2 separate regions of the Homo sapiens genome follow, and region 1 is linked to region 2. Evidence: chromatin contacts called from ENCODE Hi-C data. All regions are on one chromosome and are shown on one strand. The core of a region is the stretch at or near the end of the contact, and the rest is flanking DNA. Distances in the headings are between cores, read along the strand shown.

Region 1 (6,434 bases), core at 883-3,382, 310 kb after region 2:
ACGTAGCTGGTCCTGACGAGGCTGTCGCAGTTGCGCTCTCTGTCGCTTCTAAGTCCCAAAGCCACACTTAGGGCCACTCTTGGTGGCTCTCCTTGCTTATGAGATGGAACTAGTATTTACTGAGTGTGCTTGGCCCATTTATATTTGTCATCTCATTTAACTCTCGTGATGAGAAAGGTGGCGTTTTCCCATTTTACAGGCCCGGGCACGGGGCCTCTGAGAGAGAAAGCATCGGCCGTGGCGGCAGAGCAGAGGAGGGACGGGGTCCAGATGTCTGTGACCCTTCGGGGGAGACGCAGGATGCCAGGGTGGGTCACGGGAAGCTTGCTGGAAGGGAGACCCCCTGAGAGCGTTAGCTGTGGGAGAAAAGCACTCGGGCTAATTGGAACGAGGATTGACTGAATAGGACAAGAAAAGGAAAAAAAAAATCACAGCCGATTTCATTCTGATATTAAAGGAGGTCCGAGGCAGGCAGTTCCAGGCTGGAACAGCAGCCTCGGTGCTTTCAGAAACACAGTTTCCTTTCTGTCTTCTCTGCTGTCTGTGGCTTCCATTCTCAGAGGCACCTCGTGGCCTGAGATGGCTGCTGAAACTCCAGCCATTGCATCCATAGTCCAGCCTGGCAGCAGGAGGATAAAAGGCACCTTTCCCTGCCAAGACAGCTTCCTCTATAAGCTTCTCCTGAATTCCACCCACTGCTTCCAAATGCAGCTCACGTTCATGAACTGAGTCATGTGGTCATATCTGACTTCAAGGGAGCCCGGGAAATGCAGTATTTTAGCAGGGCTTGTGCCTCCTTTCATGAAGAAAATTAAAGTTCTGTTCCTAAAGACGGGGAGGGTGGCTGAATGGCTGTTGAGTGGTACTTGGCAGCCCCTGCCATGGTGCTCCAAGCAGAGGAAACAGCATGGGCGGTGACCCAGGGGCCAGGAGAGGCTGCAGGCAGAAAGGCGTGAGAGAAGGGGGCCCGGTCTGCCTGGGGGAGGTGGGTTCGAGGGGGAAAGAGGTAAGGAGGCGGCCATGCAGGTGGACGGGCAAGGGAAAAGGGAGGAGCTGTGGCCGTCGTGCAAGCGAAAGATGAGAGATACCACCCAGGAGTGAGCCGGGAAGCAGGTGCGTTTGCAGGATGCCTAGGAGGTGTGCCTAGAACCCGCAGGGTGTGGTGACAGATTGCAATGGCTGGGGGAGGGGGCACAGGGCAAGGTCAGAGAAGAAGGAGAAGAAACTGGGGACGATGTCTGCATTTGTTTATTGGGTGACTGGCCGAGTGCTGTCGCCAGAGATCAAGGTAAAGACCCACAAGGGCAAAGGCAGCTTGACAGGGGTGACGATGAGTCCCGTGTGGAGGCGGGGAGTGGACAGAGCCTGTGGGAGGTCCGGGGACACTGGACTGGCCTGTGGCTCTGAAGGTCCGCAGAAGTCACTCTTGGGCATGGGAGGGTGGGCAGAGAGTAGGAGGAGGTGTGAGTGGCTGTGAGAGAGTAGGAGGAGATGTGAGTAGCTGTGACTGCGAGTGGATGAGGAGGGCCAGGAAGAGGGCGCGTGGCTGGCGGGAGCAGGGGAGCTCCGGGACCTCCTGGGCCTCCAGCACTGTCTCCAGGCCATGACTTCTCCTTCCTGCTGTTGAGGAACAGACATGTCCCCGGAGCAGGGCGGTCCTGTGTGCCCCTGTCACCCTCCCCTCCAGCCCACCTCCTCACACTCTGCGCTTTTGAGAGCTGTTCCTAGTGTCCTGGTATGGCCCTGCCACGCGCTGAGTGAGTCTGAGCCATGAGTGACCTGCTCACCCTCTGAGCTCTGTGTCGTGACGTTTGGCTTGGTTTCATCTCTGACTGACCGTAGCTGCAGCCTTTACTTGTCACGCGCGGGACACTGTCATGGCCTGGAAATGCCCCCCCGCTTGAAATTACGACTCTTTGACTGCAGTTTTCCCCCTTCCTTAAACATCACCTAGTATGGGGCTGGCAATGTGCAGACACTGTCCATCCCAGCCCCAAACCCGACAGCGTGCCAGGCTGGCTCCCTGAAGCCCTCAGGAAGCTGGGGGACCCCAGCAGTGCCTGTCCTGTCAGCCTGCCCTGGAGCAGGTAGCGGTTGCCTTTAGCAGGCAATGTGCCCGGAGCTGTCCGAGTTCAGACGGCAGCTCTGTTAGGCAGGGAGTGATGGCGGCTGCTCTGGGACATGTGCCCAAGGTCCGGGATGCCAGAAACACAGCCCACACGGCTGCTCTTCCCCTCCCCACTCTCAGCGGCCCCCTCCTGGTGATTTCTGCTTTAGGAGCAGAAGCAGCCTGGCAGACCTGGCCTTGTCCTCTGGCGTTTTCACTCGGGATCGCTGTGGGAAGAGCCTTGTAGATAAGCACCTGACTGAGGGTGCCTCCTCTAGAAGTGGGCGTCCTTCCCTGCTGCCCGCTGGGCATTTCTTGAGCGGCATCTCCAGGGATGACGTGGCCACAGCATCTTGGCCCCAAACACCGCAAGGCAGGAAGTCTTCACGGGCTGAAAAAGACGAAGGGCTGCGCCAGGATTTGCAGTGTCCTCTGTGTGTTGATCAGAAGTCTCAGCCGTGTGCCTAGGGATGAAATGGAAGGGCAGCGTGATGGGGACGCTCCATGCCGAGCCCATGTTTTCAGCACTGAAAGGCGCTTTTCTCTTTAGAATTCCTTTTTTGGAAAAAAAAAAAATGAAATGAATTACAAGGACAGTATACATCGCTGTGCCATGAGAGACTCCTCGGAAGGCGGATGTATTGAGGTGTCACCTTCCCAGGGCTGTCCTCCCGGCGGGCTGGCCAGCTCTGGCAGCTGCCACCCTGTCCCGGCTGGCTGTCACTGTCTTTTTATTTTTAGCCCTGGTTTGGTCCAGAACGTCACAAGATTTTCAAACTAATAACTGGATTGTCAAAGAAATCGGCTATCAGAGCCTGCACTCCGGGCTCCCAGGATGGTCTGGGAGTGGGAGAGAGGGAGGGAGGTGGGAGCCGCCCTGGGGATGCCCGGCCACTGTGGACCAGTGACCATGTTGGGCAGATGGTTGCATCGTCACTGACAGAACTCAAAGGCATGAGGGCCGGCGAGGACGCGTAACACTTGACATCACAGCAGCCTGCAAAGGGGCAAAGGAAGCCCCTCTTCCCAGACACCACGGCCGTTCTCCCACGGTCTCCTGTGCTCACAAGACAGAGGATGGGCTGGCGCCAGCGCAGACCCCCACCCGAGTGCCCACCCTCAGGGGCGGTGGTGCGGACGGGCGCAGCCTGACCTTTCTGTGCGGAGCTACCTTCTTGTCTTCTGTGTATCAGGTGGTATTCTGTATTCTTTGATCTCCTAGTTAAAAGGGCATTGAGTGTGATAGAAAGGTTAAAAATAAGGTAAATAAGGATGAACTTTTCATAGGCAGTTTTCCTACCAGGACCTCTACGGCCCTCCTACGTCTGTGGTGTGTGCCCAGCGTCGTGTTATGTGTGACACCGGGTTCATCAAGTGCCTCCCACTCAGCCCCTCCCCCTGCTGGTGAGCCCCCTCCCCACGTGGAGTTTCCTGTCCTCCCAGATGGCTGAAGGCAGGGCTTCTTATCTCTTGGAGAAGCTGGTCAGTGTTGACCGCCCACAGAAAACCCATACCCCATGGTTTCACAGGCTCTGCGGAAGGTGACAGGTAGTGTCTGGGCTGGGACCAATCAGGGGCTGGACTATCTGACAGCAGTTCAGGCTCCTGGCTTCCACGTGAAGATGTCATTCTAAGTTTCAGGGCCAAGTAGGGACACATTTAGTGGGGACAGCCCCTGTAACCCTCTCCGAGAGACAGGGTTGTATGGTAGTCAGGTCCAGTGGCTCGAGAGGGCAGCCCTGCTGATGGGGGAGGCGGCAGCCCTGCCACGGGCCGGCTGCTTGACCCTGAGCTGTCGCTAGGCTTCTTGAGCGGCCGTCTCCTCCCTCGGACATGGTGGGTGTGGAGGACACCTCACAGTTGTTAGATCGATGCCTAGCTTGAGGCTGGCCGGAGTGAACACCAGGATGGGCAGCCTCACAGAGGCGACCAGAAGAGGGACCTGGGGCAGGCTGGGGAGGTGAGGGTGGGCCTGAGGCTGTCAGAACTCCCCTCCCTGCACCCTTCTCCTGTCCACTCCTGGGGGTGTCCCTCTCTACCCTCACAGCACAGTCTCCCTCCCCGGGCTGGGTCACACTGTCACCTGATGGATCCGTGTAAGTGCACTTGCCTGCGTAGCCATCCGGCAGCCCTCCCCTTCTCCGGCCCCTCAGCTGCTACCCGGGAGCCACTGCTGCCCGCGCCGACCACCCGATGCTCAGCAGGGTCTGCATGCTGCACCCATTTGCCGTCTCCTTCTGTCGTCCTGGCCACAGCCCCATGGTCTTCAGTCCCATGAACCTTGGAGGCTTCCAAGGCACCGGGCTGCTTGTGCATCAGTGTGGGTTGCACCTGGTACCATTCCCATCCAGAGGGACAGATGTCAGCACTGGGCCCTATGGAGGGGCAGTGGCCAGGCACTGGGTGCCCCCGGTGTGCAGGTGATGCAGGATGCAGAGTGGCCATCTGGGGGTGCAAGGCGCCTCCTGTGGGGGTGATTCGTCTCCTTGCAGTGCTCCTGTGTTGGCTCTTTTCACGTAGGAATTATTTCAGCATCTGGGAGAGCAGCATGCAGAGTCACCGTGGCACACGTGCTGTAGTCCGCGGCTCCTCCCACCTGGAGAGAGAAACCACTCCGGGCATGTGAAGCCCTGTGGGACAGAGCTGCACTATCCTGCACCTCTCAGCCGCTTTCCCGATCTCTTTTTGGTGTTCGTGATTCAAGTTCGTGACTGCAGACTCTGACACCGCACACGTTATCTCTCATTATTTGGCGGCTTGGAACTTGTGTGTTTGTGGTGTGTGCACGTGTCCGTCTAGATGAACTGAAGCTGTGGCTGGGGTCTGCTGTAGGTGTCCTTGCCGCTGCACGGGCCAGGATGTGGTTCTCCCACCTTGCCTACCCATTCTGCACCTGGCCTCGCAGGACGGCGGGTGCGCTGTGGTGGCCCTTCCCACACGTGCGTCCCATGGCTCCTCGCTTCAGAGCGTGCCGTCGTGAGCTCCGTGTGGCCGTGCAGTTGCCCTTTCCGGTTCTGGTTCCACAGCTCGCTGACCCTCGCTCCGAGTCTGCTGGTGAGGCGGTGTGGCTCAGCTCCCAGCCTCACCTTCTCTTCCCAAGGGCTGGGTAGGGCCGGTGCCCAGATGGTGGCCCAGGACAGTGGGGATCTGTCTGGAGGCCCAGCTGTGAGTTGGGGGCATCTATACAAGTCACCCACCCCCCAAGCCCTCATTCTTTCTTTACTGAGATGCCAGTTACCCCTGCCATGCTGGGTGTGAGGCAGGGGTAACTGGGGGACTCCAGGCAGGTGCTCGGTGGCTGGATGGGCGTCGTGGCTCTTAACTGGGTCTTCCCTGTGCTGCCCGTCACCCTCCAGCCGGCAGGCGTGCCTGGGCTTCCCCTACGGCCATCCTTGCACCCCCACCCCTGCATCTGTGAGGGCGCGTCTCACCCAGCACCACGGCCTTCCAGGACGCCGCAGCTCCAGGAGTCAGGCTGAGGCTCTGGCTCGTGTGGGTTCTGCACCCAGCCCCTCCCTGACCTGGGGTCCAGTATGGCCTCGACCAGCACTCAGCGTTTGCATGCTTCTGCAGTTGACATACTAGAAACTTAGCAGGATCAGCTCTACGTGACCCAGACGCTTAAGCACATTGAGAGCTGCAACAATAAAGTGCTTAAGAAAGTCCCAGGTAGAGGAGTTTGTAAAGGAGGGTTCTTTAGCACTGTCATTCGTCTTGGATGAGAGTGGAGCACTTCTTCTTAGGAACACAAAAAAAGAAGAAAGGGGAGAGGAGAGGCACTGAGGGCGGAGAGAGGCAGCAGTCCTGGGTAGGGGGCAGTTCCCCCCCCAATCTGAAAAGCCCTGGGATACCCAGCCCCGACAGGTTCTTCACACATGGATCACGGCCCACCCTCTGCACAGCCCCGTGGGCAGGCTGTGCCCGCCCTCCCAGTCCTGTGTGTGGGAGGAGGGCCGGGAGCCCAACTGCCAGACCCAGCATGGGGCCTCTGCTGCGTCCTGCTCAGGACCCCCTGCAGAGGACACACCACACAGCTCTGGTTTCTTCGGCCAGGTGGCCCGTCCTGTGGAAGGGACAGGGCAGCGGAGCCTCACATCTCAGGAAGATAGCATCATTGGTGTCACCATCCTGCCTCAGCCAGAGGCACCTGCACAGGGTCCCGCAGCCACCAGCCAGGGCAGGACCTGCGTCCAGAAAGGAGGCAAGGCAGGCGCAGGTCCCCTCCCCAGGCCACACACACACACACCACAGTTACCACATAAATACACATCACATGCACTCACCATGTACACACACACACACCATGTATACACAGACACCACACACA
Region 2 (6,903 bases), core at 2,397-4,896:
TCGGCCAAAAGCCATATAGGCTGAGCAGTCATGGGTTTGGGTCTCTATGGGATCTAAGACTTGGAATTTATTTTTAACATTTTATTTGAAACTTTTCAAACATGGAGAAAAGCTGAAAGACTTGTCATGGCCATCCATTGAGGCCACCATATAGAGTATGTTAGGTCTCCTCCATCTCTCTTTCTGTCTCTGTCTGTCCATCCATCATTCCGTCTCTTCTTTTTGGATGCATCTCAAAGTAAGTTGTAGATATCAGTTCTCCCCGTAAACACTTGAGTATGCATGTCATTAACTTGATTTAGGGTTTTCGTGGAGGTAATATTTACACCATGAAATGTACAAACCTGCAGCACAAAAATCAGTGGGATGAGTTTTAACAAATGCATGACCTGTGCAGCGCGATCTCCGATCAAACTGTAGAACATCAGCCTTACTGCAGAACGTTCTCCAGGGCCCTTTGGCAGTGCACACACTGTGTAGCCACGCCCAGCGGGCAGCTTCGGGAGATGAGTTGGGGAGGGAGGGCTTTGGCGCCCTGACAGGTAGGGATGTTCCAGAGCTGCTGTTGCGTGCCCAGGGCATGCCTTGACAGCATCACAGTTGAATGGAGCAGTGTCTGGGTGACATCGATGAGAAGGGAGCTGAAGGAGGTGCTGCGGCCCATGTTCATGAGGAGATGGAAGGAGTGCAGAATGGCAGGGCTGGGATCCTGATGTACCCTGGGACTTGGCTGTCTCTGAGTGTCTGCAGTGCCTCGAGCACACTGTGCGTACCTGAGGCAGTTGGTGGGAAATGGATTTAGTTCCATGCGTTCAGCTGGGTGGCCGGATTTCAGGGCATCATTTGTGAAATGACCCACTGTAATGTGGTGGTTCAAGGGGAGGCACTGAGCCAGTTCTGCTGCTCGCCTTTAGCTCAGGGTCCTCATCTGTCAAGTGGGAATCACTTGCTTCTGTTGTTACGAGCATTCGGTGTACTAATACAGTAATACAAACCACCACCTGCACAGAGCAGCGCTCAGTCAAGTCAGCTGTTGTTGTTGTCATTGATTTTTATGATAATAACTCCCCTGCAGAGATAAAACAGCCACGGGTATACAGTGGCTGCCCGGCCGGTGCTGCAGCAGCTCTTCCTCCTGGGATGCCAGGGGATTGAGACTCGGCTTTATTCTGAAGCTGTCCCAAATATGAATCATTCACTGTTATTAAGCCACCTCAGCATGCCCCCTTTGTTATCTGGGCCCAAAAGAGCACAGAGTGTGGCCCCCAGTACATTTTGGGTGACGCCTTTACACCCATCCAGCAAGTTGGGGCTGGGAGTGGGTATCACGCGTTCTGTAGATGACGTCTGTAGACTTCTGGGGTTTTTCAATAGAGGGGCCATATTGTTTATCATCTGTTTTGGGGGTAAACGGGGCACTCTTAACAGTTTAAGAGGGGCAGGTGAGCGGTGAACTGGGTAAACTGAGATGTATGATATCCTAGTTCCCTGGGGTGAAGGAGGCCAAGCTTTTCTGTTAATGAAAATAAACTGCATCTCATTCACAGCGGATTGACCTGTGAGCGTAAACACAGCCTGGGGAGTAGCACCCGGCAGCACCCTGTGTTCTCACATCATCGGGAAGGACAGCTGCCTTCCATTCATCATGCTGGCAGATGCCGTTGGCTGTGCTGGGGCCAGAAAGCATTTGGGATGGGGTCAGGACATCTCAAGGCAGATAGATGTTTGTGGGGTTGTTCGGTCTTGAGGGTCACACGGTCTCTGTCTTCTTGGCTGTCATTTGCAAAGGAGTACAAGCTTGGGCTGGACTGGCCAGCCAGCCTTCCTGTGGGTGTAAACATGTGGGTAAGGCATGCTAGATGCTGGGCGTGGGCACTCTGGTCCAAGCACATTCTTATCAAGCCGTTCTAAGCATTCCAAGTAGGAGTCTCATTGAGAAGCATCCCCGTCTGTGGTCTTGCCATGCCACGGTGCCCATGTCCAGCAGTCACTGAGTACACCGTTAACTGCTGTGTAGACCGTGAACTATTCCACTGCGTGCTGCTTCCTTCTCTTCTTACTCTCCTCTTTGGAGAAGTTTATAAGCTTAGTTGCATTTAGTTATAAAGCATCTGGGCAGCCCTGTCTCCCTCTGATTGTACCCCCTGTGGGCATTCATTAAGCACCTCCTCTGTGCCAGGCAGTGTAGCCACCAGCATAAAGCTAGTGACTGAGTGTGTGCCAGATGTCTGTGTGGTTGAGTCGTCAGCTTGACGTGGTGGGACAGAAGTGAGTTTGCAGGAGACTGGGTATAAGGATGGGGAGAGCTTATGGGTGGGTAGAGGAGCACAGCACAGCCAGAGTGAACCAGGCAGAGGTGGGGCCGAGTGATTCCTGGGAAGGGTTGGGCTGAGCTGGATGCTTCCATCTGGGTCCCCCGTGGGGTCTGGAGCAGTCACTTACCCAGTTGTAATGAAGCCCTCCTGCTCACTTGCAGGCATCATAGCAGTTGACGGTCTGAGCACAGTGAGGCTGGCCTGGACGTCTGAGCGGGGTCATCCCAGGCCCAGGGGTCCTACTGGGCTCTTAAGTGGAGAGTGGTAGGAGACTGTTGGGTTGGAGATGCTGCGCCCTCCTTCATGCCAGCAAGTATTGCCTGGGTGGTCTCAAAAGTCCTGTGCCATAGTCAGATTTGGTTTCTAGGACTTCTCCAACTCTGGAATTCTCTGGAGAAGGGAGTCCTGTCTGTGCCTGGAGTCCAGTGGGCCCTGGTGTTTCTTGGTCATACCCTGGCGTCCAGTGACTGTAGTCTTTGATTCCTGCATTATCTGCAGGCGGTTGCCTGTGCCAGGAGAAGGCCATTTTGGTGAGACGAGGAATGTCTTTGTTGATCCGTGGAGGAAAGAACGTAACAGTGGGATATTGAGATTGTTAATCAATTGTTTTAGGATAAATACCCAACTTTCTCTCCTCTTAGCTGATTAGATTCCATCTTTCTCTGTGCTTGAGACGTAAGGACGTCTGTGCTTGGGCACAAGGTTGTATCTGACGTTATTTTCAGTCTTCTACATGGATCCTGAATAAGTCTTTTGTTCCATGGAGAAGATTAAGGGCAGTATTTGGTTGGAAAATTTTTAATGAAGCACCTAACAGAGCTATTATTATTCATTTCTGAAACAACTTGCTGCGGTTACCGTAGTAATATTAAGCCTTTTATTAAATATTTTTCCTTTCGGTTTTGAGGTAAGTTTTCATTAAATGCTGATGGGGGAGCTGGAGATCCACGAACCTGGTGTCTGGAAAGAATTTTCTAGCTCTGCTGAGTTAAATCATTCAAGGAATTTATGTTATGGGAACATAAAGCTTATAAATCTAGTTTATCATATCTATCATTTAATTGTTCATGCAAGCCAGCTCTTCATGTAGCGATTTACAGTAATCTCAGTGAAATAACAGTGTTGTGTCCCAAAATGAATAATGCATGCCAAGAAATTGTTGAGCTCCTTAAAATCATTATGCTCAAAATATTAGGCTCTTTTATTTGAAAGTGATAGAATGATGATCATGTACTAGTTGCAAGCTGGGGACTTCAGAGTCTGTCGTTCCTGCTTTGCGTTGGGTCGCCAGCCCTCAGGAAGGAACCGCGGCGAGCCGATTCCAGGAGGAGGATACGCCTTGCTGCAGTCGGCCCGCAGGAGCAGCCGGGGAGCTGGCAACAGCCAGGGCTCTGTGGGAGGGCTGGGATGTTGGCTTAGGGGTAAAAAAATTCTGTGTTTAAAAGATGAGATGCTTTTTAGACATCCATCTGTCTGGGACAAGAAATGGGTATCTTGCCATTAGTATTGTTGCCAGGCAGAAACCATGGAGTTTATCACAATGCATCTGGAAGGCAGCAATGTGCCGAGTGCTTTTTCTCCCCTCTCCTGTTACTCATCTATCTCAACAGCACACATATACCATGATGTGGTTTTAAATAATGAGGCAAACAGGCAATAGCTGTTGTGATCTTTCAATGAGAATGGTTTAGTGAGTTGGATTTGTTGCTAGCAGCACTGATCCATTTGTATGTATGTTTGTCAGTGGGCGTGGCGACATCGCTTACTCACCTATGCTTTCCGTCTTTGAAGAGCTACCCTGCAAGCAGTGTTGAGGTCAGAGGAGACAGTTCACTGTGGGCTGTGGGGTGCTTAAGTGTGGGAGGAAGGGTGACTTCTTTTCCAGAAGAGGGAAAGGCTCTGCTCCTCGGGAAATGGACGGAGTTTTCCCCAATGGGAATATCATCAATCATTGTCATCAGGCCTGGGCCACCTTTACCATCTCTCACACTTAAAAAACAAAAAAAACTGTGTTATAAAAAATTTCAAACATGCACAAAGATCGAGAGAACAGTGCAGTGAAGCAACACACCTATCAGCCAGATTCGGCGGGTATCAAGATACGCCACCAGCCTCTCATCTTCACCCGGATTCGGCGGGTATCAAGATATGCCACCAGCCTCTCATCTTCACCCGGATTCGGCGGGTATCAAGATATGCCACCAGCCTCTCATCTGTCCCATTCTTTTCTTTTTCTTTTTCTTTTCCTTCTCCTTTGCTGGAGTATTTCAAAGCAAACCCCAGACATCCTGTCATTTCCCCTTTCTGTACGTCAGTATACATTCCACAAAAAACAAAACAACTCCTGCGGTTTTCAGAACCCGGTGCTGGTGCCGTCGAGAGACTGTTTAGGCGGGTGTCCCCTTCTGTGGAATCTCGCGTGGGGTTCAGCAGTCCAGGGCCGGGCCTTGGAGGCCATCAGCCTTCCTTATCGGCTGTGCAACTAATGATCTTTGGTCAATTGGGACTGGACTGAGGACTCTGCAGTGTGGAAAACCAGTTCTGCGGTGACCTCTCCCTCATTTTTGGAGACCCCAGGTGGGCCTAACCTGGAGGCATTTGGTATGTTTTGTGCCATTAGTTTGACATTTAGATTCCCACATAGGAGAAATAGTGTAGAAGAGATTGCCACCATGGGAGACCTGGGAGGCAGGAGGCCTGGCCTCAGGTGTCCTGGAGAGTTGTAAAGGCCAGAATACACCTTTTCGGAGGAGCAGAAGTCACCTAGCCAGTGCTGGTTTACATATCTACCAGTATCTGCCCTAGACGTACCCAGTAGGTCCTAAGGCATGAAGGTTGGCCTGGTTTATGTTATGTGTCATTTTCCTCACTTCTGTTTGTCAAGAACATTTTCTGCACGTTGAGAATGATCATTGTTACGCATTCTGCTGCTTCTCTGCCTTTCTTCTATCCCTTCTCTTCACACGCTCCTCCTGCCCCACTGTGTGGACGTGTCTGTAGGAAAATGTGGGGTGTGTTGGGTTTTCCTGTTGGTCTAAGTCATGCCTGCCAGGTCTGTTGATGATGTCTGAGGTCTGTGTTTTTCTCAGGTTAGGACTTTTGAGTCCTTTCTTACAAAGGGCTTTATGTACAAAACAACCCTGTAGTAGAGGCACCCAGGCTTGTTGGTCCTCTGTGTTTGGAGAGGAGTGCCCCACTCATTCCAGGGAGGGAAAATGGGGTTTGAAATGAAAAAGTTTCCATTGTAAATGGACACTTTTATGTAAAACATCTAAAAACATGTAGAGGACCAGTTCTGATGGCACCTAGAGAAATAGTCAAGGTACCCTAGTGGGTGTGTGTGTGTGTGTGTGTGTGTGTGTGTGTGTGTGCGCGCGCGCACGCGCTCTACACAGTAAATACCCGGAGGGAAGACTGCAAACACTTCTTGAGCAGCAGATATTCTTTCTGGGTGACATTCCTTCTTAGAAGGGAGGGGTTGGGAAACTATTAAATAGTTGGGAGAGTGATCTAAGTTAGTTGGATGATGGCTTTGTGATAGGAAGTTTTTGCTCATTAAGAGCGGCTTTAAAGCTTTTAATTTTTATATACTTCTGCCTGTAACTTTCCCCACTCCCTCCAAAAAAATGGTATCGCGGAGGCGGTGTCAGAAGAGCCCCAGAAGTATTCTAGTGGAACTCAGGTCGTCCTCCACCCTTGCGGGCATAAATCTCATGCTAGAAGCTTTCCTTCAGGGACCCGAGAGAACAGGGAAGGAGTGCTTGCTGTTGGAAGGCAGTGGAGAGCCAGCTAGAGGTGATTCTAGGCTCATGAACTAGTCTATGACTAACTGCAGTGAGTTTTTAAAGCAGGTTGTATAAGAAGTTTAAGTGATGCCTCATCGAGGCTCTGATTTCAGAGCAGCCTGTATGGTTCTCTAAGCCGAGGGAGAGACCTGGCGCAACAGGGAGTCGACCAACCGTTTGCAGCCCCTCTGTCAGTGCCTTAGACAGGAATCCAGGTAGGCTCTCTCTGGTACAAATGTTATTGCCTTTTTCTTGGTAACAAGGGCTTTTTGGTTGGCATTGCTGAGTCTGTATGATGATGTTTATGCTGTTACTGTATATTACTTTTTTATGGCATACTATTTCTGTTGCAAATAGTCATAAATATTGTTACAGTTTTGAGTGCATTATGACACGTTGCTCTAAGTAGTCTCACGTACACTTTGGGTTGCAGGGCTGAGCAATTTGTATTTTTCCTTTGGTGTTTCTTTGAGTGTGTTTCAGCCCACCGTAATAGCACCTCACTGCTTCACCATGCAGTTTTTTTTTTTTTTAAACTCCTATGACATTTCATTGCTGGTAGGGACCTCATGGGGACCCTTAACCAGTGCACCCTCTCCTCCCTGTCCCCAGTCTCTGTTTGAGCCATTTTGTGATACATGGTTCACAGATCACCCTCAGATCCTGGATTCACCACTTAGTAGCTAGTTACAATACTTAACCCCATCTGTCTGGAGTGGCTATCTCACAATTTGTGTGACGCTCTAGGCAGAGGGCGTGGTTGTGGCCATTATTATTCTGATGCTGGACAATTCTTTCTTCTG

The links. A loop is a pair of places that touch in the nucleus more often than their neighbours do. Pooled maps may share reads with other maps.
Region 1: a loop to region 2 is called in a map of mammary epithelial cell, with 5 times the contacts of the local background. The contact joins two enhancer-like sites. A Hi-C loop is called at or near these places in 5 of 168 maps with a recorded cell type or tissue (IMR-90, dorsolateral prefrontal cortex, endothelial cell of umbilical vein and 2 more) and 10 of 50 pooled maps.

The regions. Positions count from the first base shown.
Region 1 is chr22:47,152,544-47,158,977 of GRCh38, forward strand. All of the region lies in intron 12 of TBC1D22A (TBC1 domain family member 22A), which reads left to right. Among named protein-coding and RNA genes, the nearest start is that of TBC1D22A-AS1, 240 kb to the left of the region's middle. RefSeq lists an enhancer at 2,016-3,215. Within about 2 kb of position 2,133, at least 10 of the 41 ENCODE cell types and tissues checked have a DNase peak (open chromatin) inside an H3K27ac peak, as active enhancers do; they include dorsolateral prefrontal cortex, where a contact is called at or near this core.
Region 2 is chr22:46,842,270-46,849,172 of GRCh38, forward strand. All of the region lies in intron 4 of TBC1D22A (TBC1 domain family member 22A), which reads left to right. Among named protein-coding and RNA genes, the nearest start is that of TBC1D22A-AS1, 70 kb to the right of the region's middle. Within about 2 kb of position 3,647, at least 2 of the 41 ENCODE cell types and tissues checked have a DNase peak (open chromatin) inside an H3K27ac peak, as active enhancers do; they include dorsolateral prefrontal cortex, where a contact is called at or near this core.